2 separate regions of the Homo sapiens genome follow, and region 1 is linked to region 2. Evidence: read pairs that join two places in POLR2A ChIA-PET (ENCODE). Cell type or tissue: K562. All regions are shown on one strand. Links, peaks and the distances in the headings refer to the core of each region. The heading gives the core; the rest is flanking DNA.

Evidence for each region. ChIA-PET counts read pairs that join two places held together with the same protein. Peaks named below come from ENCODE experiments on the same cell type or tissue, not always from the same donor. Only the 100,000 strongest peaks of a DNase experiment are listed, where the experiment ranks them.
Region 1: POLR2A ChIA-PET joins it to region 2 with 5 read pairs; 2 of 35 experiments call an interaction of 5 or more read pairs at or near these places.

Annotation. Positions count from the first base shown.
Region 1 is chr22:19,807,783-19,824,342 of GRCh38, reverse strand. GNB1L (G protein subunit beta 1 like) reads left to right here. Exons shown (of 8, transcript NM_053004.3): 3 at 2,968-3,115; 4 at 3,620-3,745; 5 at 11,896-12,058. The coding sequence starts at 2,988. Among named protein-coding and RNA genes, the nearest start is that of GNB1L, 39 kb to the left of the region's middle. RefSeq lists an enhancer at 407-921 and a silencer at 12,603-12,778. In K562, for the core only: a CTCF peak has its summit at 8,761; a DNase peak (open chromatin) is centred at 8,862.
Region 2 is chr22:19,757,188-19,764,366 of GRCh38, reverse strand. It overlaps TBX1 (T-box transcription factor 1), which reads right to left and starts at 3,589. Exons shown (of 7, transcript NM_001379200.1): 1 at 3,087-3,589; 2 at 1,025-1,126; 3 at 41-212. The coding sequence starts at 3,523. RefSeq lists enhancers at 733-1,675, 1,835-2,534, 5,602-6,111, 6,726-6,805, 7,106-7,165 and 1 more. In K562, for the core only: CTCF peaks have their summits at 3,586 and 4,042; DNase peaks (open chromatin) are centred at 2,126, 2,385, 3,213, 3,716 and 2 weaker places; H3K4me3 peaks cover 2,845 bases; H3K27me3 peaks cover 678 bases.

The DNA of each region.
Region 1 (16,560 bases), core at 6,942-11,941, 53 kb before region 2:
GGCGGCCTTTGCTCCACAGCCTGGGGCCAGGCAAGATAGGGGAATGTGATGATTCTCAATTAGATTAATAAAGAATAATTAGATGTCATAAATCAAGCAATCCTAGGATATTGTCATGGGAAAAATATGTAGCTAGAATTAATTAGTTTTCAAATAAAGCATTTATTTTAATTACTTGAAATGATGGAGCCCTTAATTGCCGATGCATCATTTTGGCCTGTGCATTTTGGTTGTTGTAACAACGTGACGGGTTTGTTCCCTGCAGTTCTGGGGAAACAATAGAGGAGAACTTGATTTCATCACCTGAGAATGAGCCTTCTGCTGGTGAGGTTCTGGAAACTCCCGCCAGGCCCCAGGCAGGTGGCATGTGGGGGCCGGGCTTCGGCTGGCACCGCCCAAGGCCGCCGTGCTGTCTGTGTGTGTGCTTCTCTGTGCTGTGTGTGCACATACGTGAGTGCCTGTGCCTGAGTGTCTGAGTCTGCGTGTGTGTATGTGTATGTAGGTATGAGTGTGTGCCTGTGTGTGTGCATGTGTGTGTGTGCACATATGGGTGTGTGAACATGTATGTGTAGGCATGTGTCCTATGTGTGGGTTTTGCATGTGTCTGTGTGCACCATGTGCATGTGTGTGTATGTGTGAGCATAGCGTGTGTCTAATGTGTGTTCGTGCCTGGACTGCACAGGGGAGCCTGTGTAGAGGTGACCTGTCAGGCTCTGCTTCCTGGACTGGAGTCATGGGAGGGACCCTCCATCCTGGACTCGGTGCTTTCCTGCTAGGTGGAGGTGCTTTTGCCGGGTCTGCATTCTTTGGCTCCTCTTGGAGCTGGGCCCTGCCTTCCTGTCCCCCTGGCTAGCTTGCCTTTCTTACCTGGCAGGCATAGCACAAACAGGCAGTGGCTTCTGAGAACTGTCCTCCAAGCCAGCCCGCTGAGGGCAGCTGTTCCAGCCCCCGGCCTGGCTGCGTCTTCAGGAGTCTTGGAGTCTTCCCCATCACAGGCTGGAGCAGGGGCCGTGGGTCTTGGGAGCAGTGTGGGGTCTGGTCCCTCTGCCTCCCCTGGAAGCCACCCTTAAGTTTGGGCATGATCAGTTGGCTTTCAGCCAAAGGTGAGAGAGGACGAAACCTCTCTCATCCCCCTCAAAAAAGAAAAGGAAAAATGGGACTTGGCAGTTAGTAAAGGATATCCCAGGGAACTCCGCATTGTCTTCGGAACCCCTTGAGAGAGGCAGGGTTGGGAGGTAGAGTGGCTGCCCGAGGTCTCTCGCCAGGCAGGGTGGACCTGCGCCCTGGAGTCACTGCCCGGCCCCTCCCAGGCCTCCTGCCCTCCCCCATGCCGCCCGCTTGGGCACTGGCTGCTGTCCACCCTCCACTCTGCAGGACACCTTGGCAGGGGCATTTCTCAGGTGTTTTGAACCTTTGCCCCAGCTCTGAATAGAGTAAGGAGAGGGCTGGCGTGTATTCAGAAGGGGAGAGGCAGGGCTTGGCGGTGGCAGTGCTGCTGAAGGGGCACCCTGGACAGCTGCCTCCAGACATCCACAGCACTCCTGCCTCTGAACCTGCACCCCCATCCGCCTACCACCCAGCCCCTTCTGAAGAGTCCTTCCCATCTCCCCTGCCCTGGTCCTTTACTGGCCCCAGTCCCTCTGCTGGCTGTGGCTGCCGTGGGCCATCCTCCCTGCCTTGTGTGCAGGCTGCAGGTGGCTGGGCCGGGGCCTGCCCCACTGTCCCAGAGCCCAGTGGGAAAGGCCCCCTGTGACAGGCTGCCCCAGCCACCCAGTGGTCTGCTCCTGGCCTTTCCCTCTGAGCCCTTAGCCCAGCTCAGGGTCTGCAGGCAGACAGACATGGAGCTGGTCGCTTCTGGCTCCAGGGCCACCCCACAGAGCAGCCAGCTGTGGGGCTGAGGTGGAGTGCGAGGCCCTGTGGGTCTGAGTGGTTGGAAGGGCTCGGCACGGACCCGGGAAGCCTCTCTGGGTGGGTGGTGGCCCGGCAGTCTTCCCCCACAGGCCCAGTGGTCTGGGGAACAGCTGCTCATCTGTGACCGCAGCTCTCCTAAGGAGCCGCACGGCGACTCTGCCCCAGCCACTCTGCCCTTCAGTGGTGCCATGAGGCCCTAGAGTACTTCAGGCCTCAGCGCCAGGGGCCTGGTGCAGCTCAGTGACTATTCTCTGCCTCGGTTTCCCCAAGAGTGAAAAGGGTGCTGCCGCCTTATAGGGTGGTGATAGCGGTTAGAAATTGTGGCGGGGCAGGCCTGGGGCCCAGCAGATGTGAGAGGAAGGCTCCTCCTAGCAGCCCCCCGGGACCCTGTGTGCCTCTTTTCCCCTGATCCCTGAGCTGGCCATGGGCAGAGGTGGCAGCAGGGAGGAGAGAAGAAGGGAGACTGGATTTGCCAGCAGGGAGGGAGGGTGGCTCCCAAGAGAGACACTGGAGTGAGCCCTGGACAGAGGGCGGGACTCAGCCAAGCCCAGTGGCAGGACCGGCAGTCCCGGCATGCAGATGGCCAGAGTGGGAAAGCACTGGTGTGGCCCCTGGGATCTGGGGAGCCAGAGGGCACAGCCAGTGGTGGACAGGAAGCCCTGGAGGCCAGAGTGGCCGAGGAAGTGTTGGATGCCGCTGTGCCCACTCAGGGATGGCTCAGGTGGGGCCCAAGCGGGTGCACCAGTCAGGTGCAGAGGCCAACAGGCACGGTGCGAGGAGGGCTGGCATCCATGGGGCTCCCAGTTCCCCCAGCAGTGGGGGAAGGGTGAGCTCTGTGCTCTCTGCTGGGCTCACCGCCGTGCAGGGAACTGGTGCCTCTGTAGCCACAGGCCGTTCATCAGTGTCTGGGGAGCAGTGGCACCTCTCTCCCAGGAGGGGCACAGGGCCAGAGACAATGAGCAGGGGCAACATCTCAAGCACCCCTGTGCCTGAGCAGCCTTCCTAGAGGGTGAGAATAGGGACGCAGTCACTCACACGCCCTCCCTTGGTGCCCAGGTAACTGCATCCTGCCCAGCATGACGGCCCCCTGCCCGCCGCCACCTCCAGACCCCCAGTTTGTCCTCCGAGGCACCCAGTCACCGGTGCATGCGCTGCACTTCTGCGAAGGAGCCCAGGCTCAGGGGCGCCCGCTCCTCTTCTCAGGGTGAGTAGCTGTGGCCCCAGCCCCAGGCCACCCAGGGCCAAGTCAGGAGGTCGTGAGCTAGCAAGGAGCCCAGCGCTTGTTTGAGGGTGCTGGCCAAGGGGCATGGACTGCTCGCCACCCAGGCTTGCTGAGCTTTCAGCACCCACCAGCAGACACACTGTCCCTTGGGGGAGGCAGGGACACACACACACACTCTTTGTTACAGACGCAGGAGCAGGCACGACCACCCAGCGTGCATTACTGTGGCATGGCTCCCCCTACCTCCAGAGAAGCAGATCTGCCTGAGTTACCCCTAGAGGCTCCTGAGGGTCCCCCGGTCCCCTCTCTGGAAGAGGAGCAAGGAGTGCTTTGCCAGTTTGGCCCTTAGTTCATATTTAGAGCTGTTGGCTTTTCAGCTCAACCAGCCTAGATGCCCGCATCCCACAATGTGGCCTCCAGGCTGGCCCCAGAGCATTCAGCACACCCTTCTGCCCCCTGACACCCTGCTCGGCTTGTCTGAAACAGGTCTCAGAGTGGCCTGGTACACATCTGGAGCCTGCAGACGCGGAGAGCGGTTACCACCCTGGATGGCCACGGCGGCCAGTGTGTGACCTGGCTGCAGACGCTGCCCCAGGGGCGCCAGCTCCTCAGGTGGGTCTCCAAGGTGCAGGAGCCAGGTATGGCCTTCGGGGGAGTCAGGAACTCTCTGATGGAGGCTCTGGTGTCCCCCACTGAGGGGCAGAATGGGGTGGGGGAACCAGAAGGGGCCAGCAAAGGGTCCGCAGCAAGGGCAGGGTGTGCAGGTCCAGCCCCTTGTCACAGGGAGGCAGGCAGGTCTGCCTCTGCATCTCCACCATCTCCACTGGACCCTTCATGCTCCAAGCTGGAGCCAGGAGGTGCCAGGTGAGGAGGCCAGAGCTCCAGGGCTGGTGACATCTGAGGTGAGCCCAGGCGCAAGTTGGTGGGAGGGCCTTCACAAGGGCACTGGGTCGTGGCTTGGGAAACTGGGCAGGGGTGAGGGCATTTGCTGAGAGGAGGGGAATGGGATGAAGTACAGGCTCAGGGATGCAGGCAGTGGTCCCAAGGAGGGCCTCCCTGCCCACTGCCCATCCTGCCTGGGCCGTGTGCCATGAGCATGGCAGGTCACACACGGTGCCGGTGGAGGCCCTAGGAGCTGGGTGTTCCGGCAGCTGAGCCCTGGCCGTGTGTGTCCCTTCACTAGGTTATGACAATGCACCTGACTCTTCCCAAGAGGACCCAGCCCCTGATGTTGTGCCACATACGGCTATGTGGCTGGCAAGATGGTGGCTGAGTGGCCAGGGGCGGGGCGCAGGGCTTGGGTGTATAGTGCTGTCCCACAGCAGTGTGCTTCTGCGTTTCTGAAGTGGGCGTGGTAGTGAGGGCCATCTCCCCACCTGGTCCCCCCTGCAGTGTCTCCTGTGGTTTCTACCCCTGCAGTCTCCTCCCTCAGGGCCCCGAGCTCACGTGTGTGTTCTGTACCCTACGCATCACTTGGGGATTACTTGTCCAGACTGTACCCCAGCAGGAAGGGTCCACAGAGGTGGCCTGTCCCCATTGGTATTCAGACCCCACTGTTCTAGCCTGTGCTTAGCACAAGGGCAGGTTTCTGGGTGCCCCCATGGTTCATGAGGCCTTAGCCCATCCCGAGACAGTGTGACCCTACCCTCCGTGACTGCTGTGCTGTCTGGCCAGGTGCCTGCTGGGAAGAGCCTAGTGAACGTATGGCGATGGCTGTGTCCCCATTGCAGTGTCAGCCTGTGCCTTCAGCAGAGCTCGCCCTGGCCAGGGGTCCGCATTGAGCCCAGGCCCCTCCTCAGATGAGCTTCTGCCTCTATCCCATGGGCCCAGGTCCCAGTCACCACAGCCCCTCTACAACTTGGCCTCCTGTGGCTGTCGCACCATCCTCCTGCATGGGTGGCAGAGCCTCATCCTGAGGTTACCCAGCTCACAGGGCCCTGCTTCACACGCTGGTGCAGCTGCTGGGTAAGCAGGAGGTGGCGGAGGAATAAGAGGGCCTGGCAGTCCTGGTGGGGGAGACCCCACGTGCTGCGGCCCTGGAGGGCCTGCCTCTGAGTGTGGTGAAGGACAGTGGGGCTGGGTGCTGGGCAGCTGGCAGCAGAGCAGGGAGGGGCAGCCCCCGAGGGTTAGCCCAGGGCTGGGTTCTGACATCGCCCCCGTGGTCTTGTGGAGGTGATGGGGCTGAGACACCAGGCCGGAGGTAGGCCAGGAAGCAGCAGACAGGGGCAGGTGCGTGAGGGGCTTCTCTGTTTCCCATGGGGAGTGGGAGGGACAGGGCATGGTGGGACAGGGAAGGCCTGCAGGGGGCTGACAACAAGTCCTCCTTTGGGCTGCCTGGATGCTGGAGCAGGCTATTGTCCTTGATCAGAGTGACATCTGCCCCTGTGTGGGGATCGCTGCCACCAGCCCAGGAATCCTGAGCACGGGCCTGCTGCTGTCCTGGGATTTGCCTTGCGTCATATTCAGGGAACTCCGTGCCATCACCATCACAGCCCAGAACTCCAGAAGGACAGGCCTGTTCTCCTGCTCTGGACTCGGTGCCTGGTTCATGGCACTGTGGAGTATAGTCCCTGGAGAATGAGGCCTGTCTGGCCCCCACCAGTCTGCAAAACATGTCTGTGCTAGACTCACGCGGTGCCTACCACCTGGGAGATGGCTGCAGGTGACGAAGGCACCAGGGTTGTCCTGAAGAGCAGAGGCCCTGAGCCTGTGTGCTTGCAGAGCCCCGTGTGGTCATGCCTGCATCCTGGCCAAGCCGACCCAGATCCCTCACCACTGGTGCAGGGGGCCTCAGAGTGGGTTTGGTCTTTGATTGTCAGAGTAGACTTCATTTCTAGAACCCCACCAGGCCATGTGCATCAGGAGCTGCTGTTTGTAAGTGTCCTCCTGAGTTTTCAGCCACAATGTAGCCCTTGGTGGTCCCTTGCGTAGGTGCCTTGTGGTATCAGGCTGTCCTGCAGACAGGAGCTGTGCCAGGCCTGGTGGGCGGTCTGGGAGCTGACGTTCGAGGGCACCTCCCCTTCCTGCTGGGATGGTGCTGTAGTGGCTGCTTCCCAGGCAGAGCCAGCCACGGGTCAGGGGGTCTGTGGACAGAAACTGCAGGTGTGGAGTGCCAGGTGCGTCTGCACTGTACTAGAGCCTGTGGGCCGCCACCCGGCCTGTGCTCAGCTGTGTTTGGAAGCCAAGTCTCTCCAAGTGGCCCTTGAAGGAAGTGATGGCTTTCATGTTGATGGGAGGTGGGAGGACGCCCTCAGCCTCCCGCATGCCAAGGACACACCTGTGCCTTCGACAGCCACCTCGGCAGGGTGTTTTTTAATCTTTTTTCTTGTGAAGTATAATGTACTCACAGAAGAGTGCAAGACAAGTGTTCAGAGCATTGTATTACGGCTGAGTGAGCACCTGAGCAACCACCTTCCAGTCAAGAAGTAGAGCGCAGGGCCCCCGAGCCTCTGAATCCCTGAGCTGCTGCCACCTGCTCTCCCTGGAGATAGCCCCTCATGCCCCAGGAGGTAGCCCCTCACGCCTCATTTTTGCTATATTTATGAATGTATGTCTCTGAAAAGCATAGACTATTTTGTCTGCTTTTTTCTTTGGAAGCGTGGAGACATAAGGAGCAGCATCTGTGTGTGACTTCTCTCACTCAACTTTATCTCCGTGAGCTCCGTGTGTTGCATGTAGCTGCAGTCAGCTGTCGCTGTTTTCTTTTTCTTACGTTTTTTTTTCTTTTTTTGAGACAAAGTCTTGCTCTGTTGCCAGGCTGGAGTGCAGTGGCATGATCTTGGCTCACTGCAACCTCCGACTCCCTGGTTCAAGTGATTCTCCTGCCTCAGCCTCCCGAGTAGCTGGGATAAGAGGCATGTGCCGTTACGTCCAGCCAATTTTTGTATTTTTACTAGAGATGGGGTTTCACCATGTTGGCCAGGATGATCTCCTGACTTCATAATCTGCCCACCTTGGCGTCCCAAAGTGCTGGGATTACAGGCATGAGCCACTGTGCCTGGCCCCTAATGGTGTCTTTAATGAACAAAGTTACTCATTTTAATGGAGTTGATTCAAGTCTGCCAGGCTTTCCCCTTATGGAGAGTGCCTTTGTGTCTTGCCGGGAGTTCCTGCACCGAGGTCCGAGAGACCTCTCTCCATGTCTCCCAGGAACTTTACTGTTGTCCCTTGTAGATCCATGGTTCAGCTGGAATTCACTACGGTGTGCAGTGAAGGCCCTGGGTTTCCATGTGGGTACCCAGCGGTCCCGCCTTCCCCCACCTCAGTGCCCCTTGGATGGGGTGGGAAGGGGGTGCCAGGCAGTCAAAGAAGCAGGGTTGGGGGGGTGGTGTGGCAGCGGCAGCCTGGGAGGCCAGGAGGTTGGTGAGGGCAGGTGGCAGGCTCGCTTGTTGGGCATGTCAGTGAACATCTCCAGGATAACAGAGGCCAGGGTTGTCCCTGCCCAGAGAGGAGAGTTACAGACACGAGAAGGGGGAAGGTGAGAAAGAACCTGTGTGTTGTGTGTGTGAGGTTTGTGTATGTAAGTTGTGTATGTGTGAGGTGCCTGTGTGGTGTGTATGTATGTGAGGTGTGTATGAGGTGTGTGGTGTGTGTGATTGTGTGTTGTGTGCATGCATGTGAGGCATGTGTGTGTTCCCTAGCCCGTGTGCGGAGGGGCCTGGTGGCTGGGGCACACTCTGGCAGTGAGCAGGTGGACACCCAGGTCCTGGCTTCTAAATGCCTGTGTGTCCTAAGCTGAGTGAGGGTTCCCCGGGAGATGGCAGATTCTAGGTCTGGACATCTCGCAGATGGCCACGTCAGAGGATTCTGAGCCAGCCTGCAGGGACTCCCATTAGCCTGGGCCAATTTGAGCACTAAAATAAATGATCAGAATTAGGGATGATGAGCCTTTGAAAACTATGGGTCCTGACCAGGCGATCAGGGTTGACACCCCTGATGGTGGGCAGGTCACATCGTGTGCCTCGCAGCGTGACGACTGGTGTCATCTGAGGAATATGGGCCTGGGCCTCGTCCCCAGGGAAGGAAGGAGTGCAAAGACATGAGAGAGAGGCAGAGACAGGGAGAGAGAAGGGGCCATGCAGGGGGCAGAGGCAGCCGGGGCCCCGCGAGGCCCCACACAGGCCACGACGCCCCAGGATGGCTGTGGGCTGTCGGGGCTCACCCTTGGTCAGGATGCGGTGTTGACAAGGTGGAGTTCTTGGTGAGAGGCTCACCTGTGTGCACAGGGCTAGGAGGGGCCGGGAGAAGCAGGCCACTGCAGCAGGAGGCATACGGGGTCTTCGTGCCGTTCTCACAACTGTCCTGTGAGTTCAAAACTGATTCAAAATAAAAAGTTAAGCTGGGCACAGTGGCTCACTCCTGTAATCCCAGCACTTAGGGAGGCTGAGGTGTGCTTGGGCCCAGAGTTCGAGACCAACCTGGGAAACATGGTGAAATCTCGTCTCTACAAAAAATACAAAAATTAGCTGGGTGTGGTGGCACATGCTGGTAGTCCCAGCTACTTGGGAGGCTGAAGTGGGAGGATCATCTGAGGGAGGAGTTTGAGGCTGCAGTGAGCTGTGATCACCCCACTGCACTCCACCCTGGGCAACAAATCAAGATATTGTCTCAAAGAAAAAAAATGTTAAAGTTCCTGGAAAAACAAGTCAGTCCTCCACTCCCCGCAGGGCTTACATGGGTGCCCTCCATATGAGCGTGGTGTGCAGCCACACCTCCCCTCCCTTGGCCCTGGCCCCTCCCCATGCTGAGGACACCCCCATCTCGGCCTCCCTGCAGTGTCATGTTGAGCCTTGCCGCCTAGCAGAGCCACGGGGGCTGTGCACGTCTTTGTGCTCCAAATGTCCAGGTACATTTTGACATCAGTTTGGCAGGTTCTCCAAAACCCCAGTGGAGATTTGGACGGGACCGAGTTGCCCAGATCGGCCTTTGTGGTGCTGAATTCTCTGTGGCGTGGGCACCACAACCGCAACTGCACACCGCACACCGCACGGCCCTCCTGGCAGAGCATGGTGCATGATAATAACTGGCACCCAGACTTTGTTTCAATTTCTTCTGTTTGTCCACCAGTGACATTTCTGCTCCGGGATCCTCTGAGCTGTCACGTCTCCTTAGTCCCTTTTGGTGTGTGATCACTTATTTTCGTGACCTCAACATTTTGGTCTTTTTTTTTTTTTTGAGGCAGGGTCTTGCTTTGTCACCAAGGCTGGAGTGCAGTGGTGTGATCACAGCTCACAGCAGCCTCAATCTCCCAGGCTCAAGCAATTCTCCTACCTCAGCCCCCTGAGTAGCTGGAACTGCAGGTGCACGCCACCAAGCTTGACTAATTTAAAAAACATTTTTTGTAGAGATGGAGTCTCACTATGTTACCCAGACTGGTCTTGAACTCCTGGGCTCGAGCAGTCCTCCCACCTCCACCTTCTAGGTATGATCCACTGCACCTAGCTGACACTTTTGAAGAGTTACCGCCCAGATGTTTTGTAGAACGCCCCTCAGGTTGGGTTTGTCTGATATTTTCTCAGGTTAAGACTGGGGTGATGGGTTTTGGGAAGAAACCCACAGAAGTGAGGTTTCTCATCCTGTCATCCCGGAGTCCATGCTGAACACATGGGTCCCTGATGGCCCATGGCTTGCCGGGGACAACCCTGGTCACTGGGGCAGGAAGTGTCTGCCTGACTCCACTGTCAAGGTATAGCTTTTGCTTACTAGCTGCAGTCCACATGCAAAGAGAAAAGGAAGCTTCACCTCCTGGGGAGAGGAGAGCCAAGGATGTGTGGCCCTGTGTTAAAACCACTGCAGTAATTACTAACATCTGGGGAGTGTAGTCACAGCTACTCAGGAGGCCGAGACGGGAGGATCGTTTAAGCCGAGGAGTTTGAGACCAGCCTGGGCAACATGTTGAGACCCTTACCCTTTTGCCGCTGATTTTAGCATCCATCTGTGGACTCTGCCTGCACCTGTTATTACTGGGGTATTCTCGTTTCCCTCATCCCTCCCAGCCATGGCAGATTTCTACTTTAATTGGAATATAGGAAGCTGGAAGGAAGGTTTATTCCTTCTTTCTGATACATAATACACATTCACTCATGAGGATGGGCTCATGCAGATTTACTTCTTTCTTTGGGCTAAAATCTAATACCACCATGATTTATTTGATTTCTCAGATTGTTCCAGCTTCAGAGTCCGTGTCCTTCTGACATCCCCGATCCTTTTTTATTTTTATTTTATTTTTTGAGACAGGGTCTCCTGGAGCACAGTCACTCGATCATGGCTCACTGCAGCTTCCACCTCCCAGGCTCAAGCAATCCTCCCACCTAAGCCTCCTGAGTAGCCGGGACTACAGGCACGCACCACCATGCCTGGCCAATTTTTGTGTCTTTTGTAGAAACAGGGGTCTCACTATTTTGCCCAGGCTGATCTGGAATTCCTGGGCTCAAGCAATCCTCCTGCCTTGGCCTCCCAAAGTGCTGGGATTATAGGTGTGAGCCACCGCACCCAGTCTTTATTTTATTTTTATTTATTTATTGAGACAGAGTCTTGCTTTGTCACCCAGGCTGGAGTGCAGTGGTGCAATCTTGGCTCACCACAACCTCTGCCTCCCGGGTTCAAACAATTCTCATGCCTCAGCCTCCCAAGTAGCTGGGATTACAGGCACGTGCCACCACACCCAGCTGATTTTTTTGTGTTTTTAGTAGAGACGGGGTTTCACCATGTTGGCCAGGCTGGTCTTGAACTCCTGACCTCTCAGGTTATCCACCTGCCTCGGCCTCCCACAGTGCTGAGTACAGGCGTTGAGCCACTGCACCCAGCCTTATTTTATTTTTGAAGCATTTCTCACTGCCTGGCACTACAGGATGCTTGAGACTCCTCTTGGTTTTCCTCCACTCCACCCTAGACTCAGCCATTTCTCCAGAGCCCTGGTTCCTGTTTTTGGAGAACAGCATAAGAAACCAAGACTTGGGTTAGGTGTGGTCATTGCTTCTAGGTGTTCTCAGTGGACAGCACCGGGAGACGCCTGGGTGCCCGCTGACCTGTGCTTACACACCCGTCTGTACTCATTTCTGTCTGTGCATCTGCCCAAACACTCGTTGTTCATATTGACTTTACAATTCTAATTCGACTCCGCCAGCCCATGTCTCCCCTGTGCCTCTTCGTCACATCTCCCTGTGGTGAGACCCCGGGCCCATGAGCCACCACTGGTTTCCTCATCTGTTCTACCAGGTGTACGCGTGGAGAGGATTCAGAACTGTAACCTGCACCCCTCTGAGAAACTAATTCACCCACTGGAACAGTTTCTGCACAGTTATTTTTGTCTTTAACCTCATAAGCATCTAGTCATGAGCACTACCCCAAAATGCCTCAGGTTGGCTCCCCTCTGTTCTCCCCCTTGTCACAGTCTGCAGTCCTTCCTGGGATCCTGGCACCCTGGGAGTTTGCTGGTTTTAGGGTGCACACAGTGAAGTTTGCTCTCTGTGCTGTGCAGCACTGCAGGGTTGGTGTCCCCCACCCCGGGGCCACGCTGGACAGCCATCAGTCCACAGCCTTGATCCACTGCATGTCCTGGCCTCGGGCACTTTGGTGCTGGCTCAAGTGTCAATGCCAGAGCGGTGAGGCCCTTCCTCAGCTGAGGCTCCCGACCTGCGATGATCCAAGCTCACGGCACCCACTCTCTGGAAACATGGCCTTGCCTTCCTTCCGCTGCAGGGGCCATGGGAGCTGACACTTGTCAAGGGGAGTCTCAGGCCTGTCTCCTCTTTGTCTGGCAGTCAGGGCCGGGACCTGAAGCTGTGCCTGTGGGACCTCGCGGAGGGCAGGAGCGCTGTCGTGGACTCCGTGTGCTTGGAGAGTGTGGGCTTCTGCCGGAGCAGCATCCTGGCCGGGGGCCAGCCACGCTGGACGCTTGCCGTGCCAGGGAGGGGCAGCGACGAGGTGAGAGCCAGCCTGCCTGAGGCCCCATGTTCTCCAAACAGTTGTGCTCATCCTCTGCATTTGATTAGGAGGCGCCTGCGCCTACCCACAGGACTCCATGGAGCCGCCCACCTGCCGGCAGCTTCAGCAGCCGGGGCTGATGCACAGCCGGCTAGGCCTGGGCCTGTCCCCTTGGGGTGGCCTTGCTGATGAGCCATCCTCCCAGGGCAGTGGGAGAATCAGGAGGCGTTGGGGGAGGGGCCGGTGTTTTGGAGGCCTGGGCACCCAGCATAGTTCTGCACATGGAGGACAGTGGCGTGGGATGGCCAAGCATGGAGGCCCGAGGCCGGCAGGAACGGCAGGGGAGAGACTGCTCAGGCCCTGAGGACCTTAGACCCAAGTGGGAGGAACGCTCCGGGGCAGCTGGCAGGAGGCGGTGGGAGAGAGACCAAGTCCCTGGTGAAGTTGGAGGCCTGGGGAGGGCTGACCCAGGGCAGCAGGGAGGGTGGTATCTCAGGGCACACAACCAGGGCTGGGATGGGTGGGTGCAGGCACAAGGTGGTGATCACAGTCCTCAGGGGAAAGGTGAGCTAGGGAACACCCAGGGGGTGGGGGGATCACCAAGCAGGGAGGCCACTGTTAGGTGGAGCTTAGGCCAGAATGACCAGAGGTGTTGGTAACACAGGACTGGCCCAGCTGGACAGTGGTATCCACACCCCCAGTGGCACAGGAGGCAGGGTCTGCCAAGGGAGGGGTGCCCAAGATGTGCGGGGAGGGTGTCATAGTGGAGGAGGGTGTGGCTGGAGGCTCAGCTCTTGGGGGAGCTGAAGGGAAATCAGAGAAGAGCCTTTGAGTGGCGACTGTCCCACCTGGTGAGTGGGGCATGGTGGCCCGAGGGCGGGGCATGGGGAGGACATACCATGGAATAGGGGGCGCACACGTGGGGGCTACTGTCCATGCCCACTGCCGAGTCCTCCCCATTCGCTGTGCCCGGGCAGTCTTTGGGGCTGGTACTGGGCAGGACGGCCCCCACGCACAGTTGGGCTTGGCCCCTGCCCAAGGAGAGTCGTTCTGTCTTCAGGCAGATCCAGTACAGAAATAATGAGATAGGAACAGGCATTTATTTGTTCATTGCATTTAAATAACCAATTAGGAGCTACATACACTTTTCTTGCCAATCTGCCAAAAACCTGTTACAAGTTGTATTTATGTGAGAAAGAGGGGCGTGCTTCCTCCCCCGGGACCCAAGGTCTACAGACCCACAGGAATGCTGCAGGAGTTTGAGTCAGCTCTTCCCTTGGCCTGCTGTGCTCCATGCGCTGGTCTCGGCCACCCCCAGGCCGCCAGCCAGCACTCGGTCAGCCTGCGCTGCCCCCTGCCACACGTCCCCTGTGCTCAAGGCTGTCTAACCCTCCTCCTAGCTTTCAGCTCTCCCTGTGGGGCAGCATCTGTCTTTTCCCGGGGCAGCCTGTCTGGGGACCTCTCACATCCTGGGAAAACAGTTGCTTTCCACATTCCCACCTGGAATCTGTCAGACTGGGCGGGAGAAAGCCTCACTGGCCTGCACCCAGACAACGCCCAGGGAGCCGCACTCCCACCCCACTCGGCCGGCTGGGTGGCCACACTTGCCCAAACCTAACATTTTTCCTTCTGGAAACAAAAGTTGCAGTCAGGTGCCAGGCGGAAAGCTCATGGGTGTCTGTAGGAGGCTCCAAGTACAGGCGCAGGCAGGGGCAGCCCCGGGCTGAGGACCCAGCCCAGGTAGACGTGGTGTGTACCTCTGGTGCTCAGGCCCAGGGCTCACCACTCCCCTGCACCCAGGATGTGGTTCAAGGCGCCGCCACCCCCGCTCCCTCCTGCAGCGCCCAGAGTGGGGCATCAGGGCTGCCCTGGGTTCTGCCCTCACCGCACCCCTCCTCCCCCCATCTTTTGCCCCTGCCCTCACTGGCCTGCTCAAGTCCTTTGCCCTTGATGTCCCCTCACTGTCCCCAGAGGGGTCTTTTGGAGCCCAAATTGAGACAGGCCTTCCTTGGTTGGGGACTGTGTATGGCCGTGTAGGCTGTGTAGCCAGTGCCTGCCTCCTCCGCAGCCCTCCCCACCCCACAGAGGCACAGGTGTGCTCAGGGCGGCTCCTCCTGCCCCTGGCTTAAGTCCCCTACCTCCCCACCCCATTAACTGCTGGAACTAGCCCATCTTCCTGATATAGCGACAAGAAGAACAGATCTTATTTTAAGAAATCTGGCACAGAGGAGTGCAAAAAGTAGGAAATCATAGTCCCAGCTACTCAGGAGGCCAAAGCAGGAGGAACCCAGGAGTTCGAGACCAGCCTGGGCAACACAGTGAGACTCCATCTCTGCAAAAAGTTAGCTGGGCCTGGTGGCCGCACACCTGTAGTCCCAGCTACTGGGGAGGCTGAGGTGGGAGGGTTACTTGAGCTCAGGAGTTCAAGGCTGCAGTGAGCTGTGATGGCACCAGCCTGGGTGACAGAGTGAGACTCTGACTTTAAAACAAAACAAAACTTCTCAATTTAATATGGGGAAAACAGGTTGTGAAATGGGAAAAGTTCCCTTATCCCCTCCCGGGGCGTGCAATGGAGGTGTGTTTCGCTTCCTCGGTGTCCCACTGCTCAAACTTCTAGGGGAGCATACAGACAGGCAGGCTGTGAGGCTTTGACCCCACAGCAGTGTCTAGGGGTGAATGTTTACAGCTGAAGCCCCAGTGAGTGTGTGTTACAGGGTGCTCTTTTAGTTTAGCTGTCCATAGGTGGCTTGTATTAGTCAGCTCAATTAGACCCTTGCCTTATTGCAAGGACAGAAGGCTTTCAGTATCCTGGGGTTCTTGCCTTGGTGTACTGGAAGAATTGGATCACACATGGGCTTGGAGAATGAGTGCAAGGTTTTATTGAGTGGAAGTAGCTCTCAGCAGATGAGGGAGCCAGAAGGGAGATGGTTTTCCCCTGGAGTTGGGCTGCTGGGTGGCCTGGGCTCTCCTCCAACTGCCCGGCCAGATTCCACCTCATTCCGCTCGCTGGTTGATGGCCTGCCAGCATGCCAGCCTCTGTCGGTGTGCTCTTCCACCACCGTGCTCCCCTCAACGTCCTCTCAACGTCCAGCCACTTGTGTCTCTGCTTGCTATGGTCTTGGGGGTTTTTAAAGGCACAGAATGGGGGTGTGGTGAGCCAGGGTGGTCTTGGGAAATGCAGCATTTGGGTGCGAAGGCAGGAGTGCCTGTCCTCACCTAGGTCTATAGGGACAGGCCCGGGGGTGGAGCCCTTGCCAGGTGACTTCCCTTCCTAGCACTTCCCTGCCCCTCTCCCGTATCATTTGGAAATGTGGGGAGTGAGCCAGGCAGTGTGGTCTACACCCTCCCAGACCCTCCCCACAGCCCTGACGGTGGCTCTCACAGACCCTTCCTGAAAACAGCAAAGGGACAATGGTGGCAACACCCAATGACAGCTTGCCACTGCTCCCTTAGCTGGGATCACAGAGGTGGCACATGGGCTATAACTCTGGTCCTTGCAGGCCGCCCTGGTGCCTCTAGCTCTTCACTCAGTGGCCATGCTGATCCTAAGAGGAGGAACCCTGTCCCGGAGTTGCTGTTACTTGCAGAAGACAAAGAACGGCTAAGCCCGCCCCAGCTTCTCCTGGGTTCTCCACGTTCTTCTGTGCCAGGCTCAGTGGCACCTCGTCTTGGTTTTTGGACATCAATGTTCCTATATTTCCATGTGGCTAGAGCTTCTCCTTGAGCGGTTTTTCCGCAAGGAATCCTTGGTGTCCACAGAGACCTCTGTTTTACCCTCCTGCTTACCATTTTGGCCGGCTTTGGAGTTCAGGCTTGACAACCTTCCCCAGAGCTCGCAGGCCTGGTCTCACCATCACTGAGCCTCTTGGTTCCTGACTGTAATCACCTCTCCCATTACTGAGTTCTTTTTTGCCCTCTTCATTATGTTGCTCTGTTTGTTCCCCGGGGGCCCCTTTCGTCAGATGGTTGGCTCCCCCTGAGGCCCCTGGTTTCTGGGCTTGATGGGCAGGAGGCTCTATTTGTGTGTGCAGGTGTGTACATGTTACCCATGCATGTGTGTGTGCATGCGTTTGTGTGGGGCCTAGATCTGTGAGCCATCCCTGGGGCTGAGTGGGGCTGAAGCCCTGTGTTGGAGGCTGAGCTCCTGGTGCTGAGTGGAGCAGAAGCCCTGCTGTCAGAGGCTAAGCTCCTGGTGCTGAGTGGAGCAGAAGCCCTGCTGGCAGAGGCTGAGCTGCTGTGGGGGCCCCTGGCAAGAGCAGCCTGCACAAGAAGCGCCGTGGCCCTGGTCCGCGTACTGGAGGTGGGCGCCTCAGCAGGTCTCTGTAGCTGGAAGGACCGGGCTGTGGGCCCAGCTCTCTGCCCTGCCCGGAGGTGACCTCAGCACACCCATAGCATGCCTGTGGCAGATCTGGGATTCAGACTTGGGGTCCCGGGCCTATTCTGTGTGGGTTAGTGAGGGCAGCAAGCTTCTCACCCACAGAGGCACAGGCCCCTAAGACACG
Region 2 (7,179 bases), core at 1-5,000:
GCCTTGGGGGACACCGGAGCCTGGGGAGGCAGTCGCTCACGTGGCCGTTGTCGTCCAGTAGGTTGTTGGTCAGCTTGAGCTTGTCGAAGGACACGATTTGCTTCATCCACTGCGCGCCCTTGGCAGGCGAGTCCGGGTGGTAGTGCACGCGGCCTGGCGTGGCAGGGTCGGCCTTCCCCGCCACCAGCCAGGAGGAGCTGTGGAAGGCGTACCTGGAGCGGCACGGGGTGGGGTCGTGCATGTGGAGGTGAACCCAGAGGGCCTTGACCCGTGTGCTGGGCGAACCCTAAAAGTGCCTTTGAGAAGTTTCCCCACCTGTGAGATTGAACCCTCTGCTGCCGCATGTGCTGGGAGCTTTTCCAAGGGGGACTATGGACTAAACAGAGAACTCCCACCCACCCCAACACTCAAAACAATCAAGGAACTGGACACCCTGTGGGGCACCGAGAGGGGGAGGCTGGGCTCCTGCCATCTCATTTCGCTGGATGCGGGTCCTCCCGCCCCGGTGCCGCTGCGGTGGGAGCCCACACTTGGCCTTGCCGGGCCTCAGGCACAGGGCAGTGCGCGTTCTCTTTATTAATTGCTGTTAATTGTCCGGGCAGCTGAGGCCCGCCCTGCATAATCTCTCCTGGCCACCCCACCTTTCCGGCCCAGCTCCAGGATCCAGAGTTCCCTGGGGATGGGGGAAGGGGACTAGGCGCTCAGGCCGGCCTCCTGGGAGAGGGAGACTTGAAGAAGTCCGGGGCTGAGTACTTGGCTGACCACCCTAGGGCCACACCAGCCCAGGGGAGCAAGAGCTGTCTGCAGCCTGCGGCTCCAGAGGCGGGTTCTGAGAGGGCATGGAGTAGGGTTGTGGGTCTGGGGTCAGATGGGAGTGGAGGAGGGAGCGGGTTGATCGGGCAGCATCGCAGGTGCCTAAAGAGTTTCATGGTGCAGACGACCCTTGGAGTTGGGTCACCAGGCGGAGACCCGCCACTTTCCAGGGTGCCCTCCCGGTCCCTCACGCTTACAACCACTCGCTCACCGGTAGCGCTTATCGTCCACCGGCACGAAGTCCATGAGCAGCATATAGTCGGCCATGGGATCCATGCCGAAGAGCTTCACTTGGAAGGTGGGAAACATCCGCCTGGGGGTGATGAGGCCTTGGGTCACCCTAGCTGGTGGAAGGCAGCCCCCCTTGACCTGCCTGGGGCTGGCGGCCCCTCTGCTCGGCCCCTCCCTCCAGCCTCTGGGGGCTGCTGTGTCGTCCCAGCCCTTGGGCTCCATCTTTCCTGGCTTAGCTGCTCTAATCTGGGCAGGCCCCTACTCAACTGGGAGCTTGGCGCAGCAGGGGAGCCTCCTGGGCCGTTCCTGGACACAGAAATGGCCAGCCCAGCGCTGGAGCCCCCACCTTCGGCAACCTTGGCCTACATAAACTCGGCCTCGCCCTTGCTGACTTTTTGGCCTCTTGGTCCCAGCTTCGGCCGGCAGCAGGGTGCCTAACGTGCGCCCTTAGCAGAGCCTCCCCAGCTTGATCGAAGCAGCTCCCGGCTCCAACAAAGTGAAACCGGGTAGTCCTGTGTGAGTTCAAGGCGTCCCCGCTGCCCTTTTAGCTGGGTCTTCGGCTGTTACCCAATCCCCTCAGTGAGGCCAAGGCTCAGAGCCCTCCCTCCCCTGACTCTCAGGGCCCCTCTCTATCATGGCCCCATGATAAGAGTCTCCCCACCTTCCTCAGGGCACAGGGCAAGCTTCCACTCCCCTTAAGACACATAACCCCAAGACGCAGCTACCCAGAGTGTACTCAGTTTGTGTCTTTCCTGTTCCTCAAATCTCCCCCGCTTTGGACCCTGGCTCAGTGACCAGTCAGGGCTCTTGAAAGGACATTCTGCAGTGCCTGGACGGGTGTAGGCCATGGGCTACCCCCACATGATGGCACAGCAGTAGTGGCCGTGGGGCCCTTCAGGACAACACAAGGATTGGCCCTCACTTGCCGTCCCCTCTGCCTCCCCTCACAAGCAACTCCCTGCAGGCGGTGGGCAGAAGACAGATGCCAGGAGCCAGCCTCTAGGACAGGCCCGCTCCCTCCCCCACCCGAAGCCTCTGCAGGCTGGAGGGTGCTGCGGGACGTGGGCTCCCGGGTGAAGCCCAGCGCCGACAAGGCCCTTGCCGGGCTGGCCTGAGCCAGCGGCTGGGCTGCCGCTGTCCTCAGGAGGGCCTGTGTGCCTGGGGACAGCAAGGAGGGCCTGGAAAAAAACCACAGAGCTGGAGCAGAGCACAGGCCCAGGTTCCTCAGAAAGGACGCCGGCAGCAGGGAAACAGAAACCACGAGAAGGCTTTGCAAACAGGCCCTGAGCTCCCCTTGGCTGTTCGGACTCCGAGCTGGTGTGTACATTAGACACAGCGCGGCACCCGCCTTTGTCTACCGGTCAAATCGGGTGCATCTGCAAAACTTGTTCCCCTTGTCTCTTGGTCTTTAAAACAAATACAGGCCGGTTGGGAGGTGACGGGCCGCTGGATACAGAGCCAGGCCCCACAACTATAGGGATCTAGGTTGAAGGAAACTGGGTAGCAACTTCCACGCAACAGTGCACGCTGTTTTTAAGGGTAATCCTCTCCTGAAAGTGTCCAGAGAGTTGCCCGGCTGCCGCTCTTTATCTTGCCCGCATAGACTGAACTCCAGAACTGAACCAGAGTTTTCTTGAGGTGGGATTTACTAGGAGTCGGCCGGGCGGTGAGGCCCCCTGGACGCCGCTGCCTGCCCCCAGCCGGGTGCGCCCCAAGCCGGGCCGGTTTCTGGGCCGCGCGGCGTCCTGGGGCTGCGGGGCGGGCGGGCGAGTCCCGCGGGGCTCCTCGCCGTTCCCGTGCGGCCCGCGCCGTCTCCTCCCGCCCCGGCGGAGGATAGGTGTTAGGAGGGGAGCGCCGGGCGGCTGTCGCCGGAGCCGGGACGGCGAACAGCGAAGGAGGCAGCGGGGCCCAGAGGGGCCCGCAGGTGGCCAGGCCGCGCCCCCGACCCGGCTTTCGGCCCCGCTCGCGCGGATCAGGCGGAGGCCCGCAGCCCTGGCGGCAGCACGTGGGGAGGGTCGCGGCGTGGGGAGGGGCGCCCTGACCTGCCGGCCTTGGTGACGATCATCTCGGTGCCCAGCTGGTTGAACTCGTCCCACAGCGCCTTCATCTCTAGCTGCACGCTCACACCGGCCACCTTCGCGTTCTTCTTCACCGGCGCCTTGGCTGCGGCCGCGCAGCTGGCCCCGGGGCCCTCGGGCTCGGCGGCGGCGCTGGTGGCGGCCCCGGCGGCCGGCGCAAACGGGTAGGCGTGCGGCGGCGGCGGCGGGCCCGGGGCGCCGGGGGCGGCGGCGGCGCACGGGTCGTAGCGCGGCGGCGGCGGCGGGGGCTCGCGCGGGCCGTACGGGTCGGCGCCGGGCGACGCGGCGCCCGGGAAGCCCCCCGCGGCCCCCAGGCTGCTCAGGCTGCTGGCCGTGAAGGCTGCAACGTCGCAGAAATGCGAGAGCTGCGTGAGCCACGGGCTGGACACGGCGGAGATCATGACCCGCGGGCCGCCGCCGCCGCCCCCGCCACCAAGCTGAGCGCTGCCCCGCGCCGCGGGCCGAGTGGCGGGCGCCGCGCTGCGTGCGCCCCGGGCCGTGCAGCCCCACACCGCAGGCCGGCCCCGAGGAGGCGCCCCGCCCCGCCCCGCCCGGGGCCCCCCCACCCCCGCGCGGAGACAATGGACTAGATCCCTCCCCCGGCCCTCGCCCCTCCCCCGCCCCTTCCCCCTCCCCGGCCCCCAGCCCGCCCGCCGCGGCTCGCTCGGCCCGGGGCCCCCCGACCGCCCGGACCGGCTCACCGGTGCGCCGGGCCCGTCGGCCGGCCCTCGCTCTGCCGCCCGCCCGCGTGCGTTTCTCCTCTCTCTCTCCCAGACGTTCTTTTCCTAATTTGTTATTTTACCTTTGTCGTCCTCATTTAAATTTTCCCTCCCGATCATCTTTTTTCTTCCCCTATCTCTGTAGTTTCTCTTTATTTCTGTTTTACTTTCCGCCTCTTCCCCTTTTCCTCCATCCTCGCCTTCCTTTTCACTTTATTTTTAATCATTCTTTGTCTTTCTTTTAGTCGGTGCCTTTCCTCTTATTTTTGTATGTCCTTTGTTTTTTATGTTTTTCTTTTTAAAAAAAAAAAAACTAAAGTCTTTCCTTTTTTTCTTTTTTATGACTTCGCTTTCTGTCTTAAATTTTCCCTTCGTTTTCTCTCTTCTCTTTCGCTCTTGCTTTTTATTGCCTTTTCGTGTCCTTCTGTTTCTCCCCTACCTTCTTCTTTGGGTTTTTTGTGTTTTCTCCCCTTTGCTCAATTTCGTCTCCACGGCTTCCTCGAGGCTTTCTCTCCTTCTGTGAAACTCTCCCGCTCTCTCCTCTCTTATTAACTTTCCTCCCCCCTCTCCAGGCTCACGGCCACCTCTGCTCTCCTTCCCAGCCTCACTCGCCCTCTTCCGGGCCTGTGTATACCTGAGTGCCCATCTCCAAGCTGGGCCCCCAGGCTGGTGAGGGGACAGGCTGTGGGCGGGATGCCGGCTCTTCCTCTCTGCCCCAGAATCGCAGCCAGAAGCCTGGAGCCCACGCTACCAAGAGCTGCCTCCACCTACTTTGCACCCGGGCCCCACAGCAGCTGAGGCAGGGGGTCTGGCGGGCGGGCCAGTGTAGACACGGCCTGGAGGCTCACCTTCCATGTCCCTGGTGACGGTGCTGAAGTGCATCCCTGCCGGGGATCCTGGCAGCCAGCGAAGCTTCACCCGGTCGGAGGACCCTGAGCCCTGGTGGGCGGTGCGCTCCGCCGCCTCCGCTGCAACCAGAGAGGCGATGCTGAACGCACTGGCTCGGGGAGACAGCGGGCTCCGCGCGTCCATAGGCGCCCGGCGGCCTGGCCGGCGCCGCCTCCGACTGCGTGTGCCCAGCCGCACCGCGCCCAGCCCAGCCCAGCCCACGGAGTCCGGGGGCGGGGGCCTGTGGTGCCACTCACTGCCAGGGGCCCCTGGCCCAGAGGATTATGGCGTCATGGGCCCCCCACTTGGGGCTGGTAGCAGCCGAGGGGCCCAGACGGGTGGAGCACCCTGGAAGTGCAGGGCCCTCTTGCTTTCCAAGCTCCCTGCCCCCTTCCTCCATTCCCAGGGACCTCCATGACCAACGCCCCTTGAACATCCCGTTGCTCCTGCCAAGGCACGGCCTTTCTCTGTGCAGCGAAGCCACCGTCAGCTTCTACAGCCCCCCGAGGAGAGGTGTCTATGCCAGCAGCACCCAGCCCTAGCCCGAGGTGGCAGGGCACCCATGAAGCAGCGAGTGGCTGCCGGAGCCCAGCCCTGCCCCTGCCCTTGGCCCCTCCCGCCTCCACCTCCTCCCTGGCTGCCCCTGCACCTGGGTGAGGAGAGGGCAGCTTGGGCTCTCGCACCGGCCACTGACAGGAGCCCCAGGGCCGCAGCGTCCTCTGTTCCTTGGCGCAGCAGGACAGGACCCAGCCCAGTAAATGCCCAACAGCCCCCTGAAGTTGGCTCACTATCGTCGCTGGAGACCCCAGCAGAGGGACGCTGCCCAGGCTGCGCAGCCCGCGAGCCCGAGCGTCACGCGCACTTGCGCGCACCGCCCGCCTCTGGCCAGGACGCTTATACATCCGGAGGGTGGGCAGTGCCCGCTCCTCCGACCTCCCTGCGCACCGGCCGGGCGCAGGGAGGGCCGGGGGCGGAGCCTGGCCAGCCGAGGGAGCCGAGGACACGAGGACATGTTGGAGAACTTCAGGCCACTGGGTCGTATGCTGCCCCCCGGCACCCAGCAGCCAGCCTGCCTGCCGGGAGAAGCTCTATGGCCCGACCAGGCTGGGCAGAGTGAGGCCGAGGCCCGCCGCTCTGCCTGGTTTCTAGGCCCAGGCATCCCAGACGCCAAGGCCTGACTTGGCCTGTGCGTTTCCCCACCTACTGTCTCCAGGGTCTCCTCTAACCAGTTCAGCGCACCCATGGCTTTCCTGTACAGGGCCTCTCCAGCTGGGTGTCAACCTCAGCTCTGTGCCTCTGTGCCTTGCTGGAGCCTCTGTGCCTTGCTGGAGCCTCCCTGGTGCTGGTGGTCAGGGCCACTGTTTGCAAGGCCTCTCTGTATACAACCTCATTGCAGCCTTCGCTTGTGCATGCTCAGGATGGGAGTGGGAGGCAGGCAACCTCTCCCAGGGTTTTTAGGATCTCAGGACCTCAGACCCTGGGCTGGAGAGGATGCTGGCTGGGAACTGGGAAGGCCCAGTAACGGGCTGGGGGGCTGGGCGCCAGTGGGGAGGCTGGCCCTGGGCCTGAGGTTCAGGAACGCATGTGAGTCCAGGGCCGCAGTGGGTGAGTATACGAATAGTGCTGCCTGTCTGGGATGTGGTGTGTGTTGCTGCCTGTATGGGGTGCCTCATGTCCTGCCCCCCACAACCCCTGCCGCCTGCAGCTGGAGCTTTGTGGGCCATGTCAGAAAAGGGAAGCTGTCCTTAGTGCATTTTTCTTGCCCTGAGTAGTCATTCTGGGCCATGACAGTGACAATGACTTATGTCTCTCAGTGTCACTGAGGGGACCCAGGGACAAGTCCAGTGAGGAGTGCTGTGTGGGGATGGACCAGCTGGTTCCAGGCCCCTTTCCTTCCTCTCTGAGCAGGACCAGCCATTGTCCCCAGGAGCTGCTCCTGCAGGAAGGACAGTCCCGTGGAGGCGGGTGGTAGGGATGCTGGTGGCCGCAGATTTGGTAGTGTTGCAGGAGACGTGCCTGTGTTGGCAGTCTGCACCCAGAGAGGCCTGGGCCAGTCGGTGGGGGCATGGGGGTGGGGCTCCTGCATGTGCCCCAGCCTGAGGGTATGCCCAAGCTTGTGTCCTGTGTACATCTGCACACACCTCAGGGCACTGGCCAGATGTGGGGCCTGTGGGTGAGGCCAACATTGAGGAGGGAGAAGTGAAAGTGAAAAACCCTGGGGCCTCCTGGAGACTCTGGGTCAGCCGCTCAAGGATCGGTCCAGAGGTCCCCAGACCTCTGTGCCTGAGGTTTGTAGGGAGGAGCAGAGCCCTTCCAGCCCCCATTAACCCCTTCGTGCCTGAGCAGGACCTGCAGGCAGGCAGGGGCGGCCAGCTTGCCACAGCAGAGAAGAGGCCGTCAGGGTGGAGGAAACCCTGGTCAACCAGAAGGGCGACGGGAAGAGGTGAGGG